Regions from separate parts of the Homo sapiens genome. Here region 2 is linked to region 1. Evidence: chromatin contacts called from ENCODE Hi-C data. All regions are on one chromosome and are shown on one strand. The core of a region is the stretch at or near the end of the contact, and the rest is flanking DNA. Distances in the headings are between cores, read along the strand shown. Region 1 holds the start of ZNF432 (zinc finger protein 432). Region 2 holds the start of ZNF583 (zinc finger protein 583).

The links. A loop is a pair of places that touch in the nucleus more often than their neighbours do. Pooled maps may share reads with other maps.
Region 2: a loop to region 1 is called in a pooled map, with 12 times the contacts of the local background. The contact joins the promoter of ZNF583 here to the promoter of ZNF432 in region 1. A Hi-C loop is called at or near these places in 5 of 50 pooled maps.

Annotation. Positions count from the first base shown.
Region 1 is chr19:52,047,447-52,050,146 of GRCh38, reverse strand. ZNF432 (zinc finger protein 432) reads left to right here and starts at 1,309. Exons shown (of 5, transcript NM_014650.4): 1 at 1,309-1,452. RefSeq lists an enhancer at 937-1,526.
Region 2 is chr19:56,403,074-56,405,773 of GRCh38, reverse strand. ZNF583 (zinc finger protein 583) reads right to left here and starts at 1,442. Exons shown (of 5, transcript NM_152478.3): 1 at 1,322-1,442. RefSeq lists a silencer at 1,209-1,418 and an enhancer at 1,879-2,018.

The sequences.
Region 1 (2,700 bases), core at 60-2,559:
GAGCCTGGAGGGTGGGGTATAGAGAGTGTAGGGGAAGGGAGAAGGCAGACAGGTAAAAGGAAAAAGAATGTTAAGTGTTGTTCAGCCTCAAGACTGACATGATGAAAGTACCTTTATTGTGGTTTTTGTAAATTAGAATGCATGCTTTATTATTAAAAAAAACACAATTGAAAATGTTAAGGACCTTTTCCTCCTTGCTTCTTATAAGAAACCATCATAAGACATAACTTGTAATAATTCTGTAGAAATATACATATATAAAGATATATGTATATATATATTTTAAAATAGTATGTTTTTATTGCAAAATATTCATTAGTGTCATCATATCATAGCCAGATCTACAACCCCAGAGTAATTCCCATGGTTATGTTACATGGCAAAAAGGACTCTGCATTGTAATTAAGTTTATTAATCAGCTGACTTTAGCATTGGGAGATTATTCTGGATTGCCCAAGCACTTAAGAATAGGAGAAACCGGAGAGATGCAGCAGCAATAGTCAGTGGTTTCAAATATGAAAGGGATTTCACATACTATTGTTGGCTTTAAAGATAGGAAGTCGTGGGGGCAAGGAAACTCTCTAAAGGAAATTAATCTGGCAACAACCTAAATAATTCTAGAAAAGGATTCTTTTCCAGAGTCAAGAACAGAGCCAGGTGGTTCTTCTCTTCTAAAGACATTTCCATGGGCCAGTTCCACCGCAAGCTTCTCAGAGAGAATATGTTCTGCCGTACGGACACCGAACGTCCCCTAAGATGGCCGCCCCCATGATGCTCTCCCCTAAGGGCTCTGGCTCCGTTACCTGCAACGCACCGCTCGCTTATTTTTTGTTCTAGTCTCTCTTGCTTCAGTTTTTATACGGCTTCTAAAACGCTTCGCATTTACAATAGTGACTGAGGTGCCCAGAGGTGACTTTAATTTTCCATTGAGCTGAGACGTCACAGCCATCATAACCGCTAAGAAGGGATGCCGCGCCTTTGTGGTAATAATGGGTTCTGGCCTTTGAGAAGTTTGCGCCGTTCACTGTCCCCTGCGAGGAGAAGACTAACTTATTTCTGTTCCGTGTCTGTTCAGAGGACTTTACCCCCACGCCGTGTCTGCCTGTGTGAACTCAAGCCTCTGATAAGCTCTCCATTTTCTGCCAGGGCTGAGGTGTCTGGAAATCGGACAGTTTAAGAGGCCTCCGTCCACCGCGTCTCCCGGCCGCTGTGCCTTCTGTACGTCACGTACTCAAAGATGGCCGCCCCCAGAGCGGCGAGGCGACGCCGGCGCGGACGCGTCTCCTCCTGAGGAAAAGCCGGAAGGCCGCATTCCGCTCTCCATGGAAACGCGGCTGACCGTCTCTGGAGGTTTAGAGGGGGAGGGAGTTGGGCGAGGGGCCCAGAAGTGGAAGAAGTTTAGGGAAGTAAGTTCAGCTTTTAAGAGGTCGCGGCGATTCCAAGGAGAGTCAGGTCAGTGTGTGGGTCAGGGCGTGGAAACGTGGTGGGAGGGAGCTTTCTGAGGGCGTCTGCGTTGTTGGTGGCGCTATATGGTGGAGGTAGCGCGGGGGTTGGGGGAGGCGGGGGCGGGTGTTTCCTTTTGGAGGGGAGCTGGTAGGAGTCCCTGGTGGGTGTCTGTGATAGGATATCTTTGGGGTCCCTCATGGAGGCTCTGGTGGTCAGTGATTAAAGGCCTGAATAGATCAACGACCAAGAGTACTGAGGTCAGGGATTGTGGTCCTCGCGGGTCACTCCCCAGTGGGGCTCAGTGATTGAGAATCGATGGGGTGGCTTTTGTCAACGAATGTGACTTCTGTTTCACATTCTGGATTAATCTGAGGCTTAGTGATTGATGAATCATTAAGGGAATCCAGTGTACGTGTGTGTCTATTCCAGGTTTTCCTATTTTATCTGGCGGGGTGGTGGTCTTTTGTCTAGAGACAAGTGAAAGCCGAAGTCTTTTCACAAGAGCCCTGGCTGGTTTTGTGTGTGTGTGTGTGTGTGTGTGTGTGTGTGTGTGTGTGTGTGTGTGTGTGTGTTGAGCTCAAACTTTGGCTGGAACAGACTTGATGAACGTTAACATTTCCTAAAAGTTTCAGGTCCGAGTACCTCCTCCACAATGAGTTTTCTAATCCTCTGGCTTTCCACAACAACCCATGCTCTTGAACCTGCAGAAAATGAAAGTTTTTTGGGGGTGAAGGGGGGCGGATGAATAGGCTTTCTATTTAACATTATGTTTTTAAATTACTGCGCACAAATTAACAAGAGCCTATTTTTATCCTTCCTCTTGCAAATGTACTGCATATTTTTATGGGTGTTTCAGGTTTTGTATGTTAGTATATAAAGGCGGCTATTTTCCCAGTATTTATATTTTTGAATTGTTTTCTAAATTTGTATTTATAACTCGTATTCCTTTTCTCTGTCTCCCTCTTTTTTTCTATGTGTTTCTTGTTCTTCATATTGAAGTGTGTATATAAACATTTTTTTTTTTTTTTTGAGATGGAGTCTTGCTTTTGTCGCCCAGGCTTGAGTGCAATGGCTGGGCTCACTGCAAACTTCGCCTCCTGCGTTCAAGCCATTCTCCTGCCTCAGTCTCCGAGTAGCTGGGATTACAGGTGCCTGCCACCATGCCTGGCTAATTTTTTCTATTTTTAGTAGAGACAGTGTTTCACCATGTTGACAAGGCTGGTCTCGAACTCCTGACCTCAGGTGATCTGCCCA
Region 2 (2,700 bases), core at 193-2,692, 4.4 Mb before region 1:
AGCACAGTGCTTAATTTTCATCTTTCTGTCATTTATTTTCATAACCAGCACATGGTAGGTCTCCCATTCCTTTTTCCTTTTAAATTCCTCACGTGCCCCCAGAGACTGAGAGGGATGGAAAAACTACTGTGCCAGAGGACAAGCAGCCAGCGTGGTCAGCTTTTCAGGCTTAAGGCTGAGGCTCCTGTCTGTCTCTCCCTTTTCAGCTCTCGTCCCTCCCTTTCTCCATCTTTTCCCCTTTATCTCAATCTTTCTGTCTCTCCACCACAACAGCAGTCTCCCAAACCCCAGAGCACACCAGCATCTCCAAGCACCCACACAGCTTCCTGCCCACACAAATCACAGACAACAAACCACATAGTTTCTCATTCTGGCACCTCCCCTGGCAACCTATGGACATGCCCCCACATTGTAGCCCGCCCTGCTCTCACAATGGGTCATATAAGGCCATTCTCAGTCACACTGTCACACTCACTGTCGGGATGACATACAGTGCTAAGTCACACCATCTCCCTCAGTCTCACATAATCACACACACTGTCATGCACAATCTCAAACACTGTCACATACAATCTTAGTCCAACAACAAAAACTCTGTTCACATACAGTTTCACATACAGTGACACAGTCTCACACACTGTCACACAAATTCTGTCGCAGTTTCATGTGGTCCCATATCAACAGCCACACACCGTACACAACCACACATAGCCTCACACACGGTGACATGGTCTCACATACTGTCACAGTCTCATCTAATCCTACACACACGGTCAAGCTCTGTTCACAAAGTCACACACACTGTCACACAGTCTTACATTATCCCACACACACAGGTCACACACACAGTGACATGGTCTTACACACTGTTCACACGTGGTCTACACATAATGACAGTTTAACACTGTCACACATTCCCAGTCTCACACATGGTGACGTGGTCTTAAGCACATACAGTGTCACACAGTCCCACACGGTCCCATATACTGTCAAAGGCTCCCGCATACACCGGGGCAACGGTCTCATACTGTCGCACACATTCTCACACCCAGTCTCATACTGTCACACATAGTCCCACATTTGTCCCACATGGTCTCACACTGACACACATATTCACACACGGCCTCACATTCTCACACTGTCACACACGGTCTCAAATTCTCACACAGTCACACATGGTCTCACACACGATTCCACACTGTCAAACACATTGTCACACACGGTTCCTTAATGTCTCACACATTCTCACACACTGTCACACACGGTCCCACACATGGTGGCATGGCCGCTCCCGGCGTCAGCTCCATCCCGCGCTCCTCACCGCCTCCTCCCTCCAGTGGGCACCTCCTTCGGCGCGGTCCTTGGAGGCCGGGGCTGGGCCAGGGCCCGGGCCAGGGCTCGATCCTGGCCGGCGGCCGCGCTCACAAAGGCGCCGCAGCCCTAGGGCAGGCCGCAGGGGCCGCTGGGAAATGGAGTCCGGGGCCGGCGCGGCGCAGAGGATGCTGGGATGTTGGCCGAGGGCCCCGGGCGGCCGCAGATCCCGCCGCTCAGTTGCGGGTAGTTACTGCTGCGCCCCTTTCCCTAGTAAGCCCACCTCCGCTGGCCTTCAGAATCCCACCCGGACCAGCTGAGCCCTCTCAGGCCGTTCGACTGTCCGCTCCCCCACCCGTTCCACCCGTTCCACCTGCGCAGGCGCAGCTGGTTCAGGTCCCCAAAGGCTGCCAGGCCGGGGTGCCAGCGCGGTGAGGCGCACGCGCAGTGACCGCGTCCGCGCTCCAGCGCTCCGGGTGGGGCTGTGAGTCCATCGCTGAGAAAAGGGAGCTGGAGGACCAGTGTGGAGCCTGAGCCAGCTGGAGAGGGGCCCGGTAGGATGTACGTGTGATTAAGCGCTCTGGCGGCCCGGGCTTTCTCTTTCCCTTTCTGTTTCTTCTCTCTCCGCCTTGCCCTGTCTTTCATTCGCCACTTATTGAGCGCCTGCTGTATCGGGCACTGTCGTGGGCCCTGGGCACACAGCAGTGAACAAGCAGACAAAATCCCCACCTCATGGAGCAGCATTCTAATGCGGGAGGAATTCAATAGGAAAAAATTAATAATAAAGGACACTGATGCATATTGGGAAGTAATGCGTATTATCAAGAAAAGCGAAGCAGAGTATTAAGATCATTCTTTCAGTTCTTCATTCTTTCAGTTATGCCCTCTGAATCAGTGGAAAAAACGCAAGGTGCATTTTTTTCTATTATCTCAACGACAACTAATCATAACAGAAGACTTTTCTGACCAAATATAGGGGAGTTTCCCACACATCTCAAGCAAGCAATGAGTTCAGTGAGTTCTGCAGCGGGCACCAGCTGGGTGTCCTCCAGTTTAATTCCGACGCCGTCTACTTGGAGATGGGTCAGACACCATTCGCTGAGGGCTCAGTCCCCAAGCCTGCCTCCCCCTTCCCACTTCCCACTAAAGTCTAGCCTCTGGAACATCTGACTCCACCACCTTCAAATTGGGATTTTCACCACCCCCTCTTTGCGGTTCGATATTTTGCTAGAGTGGCTCACGGAACTCAGGAAACACTTATGTTTACTAGTTTATTATAAAGGATATTACAAATGATATAGATGAAGAGATGCGTAGGGCAAAGTACAGAAAAAAGGGTGTTGCACCTTCCAGTAACCTCCACATGTTCAGCTGGGTGGAAGCTCTCTA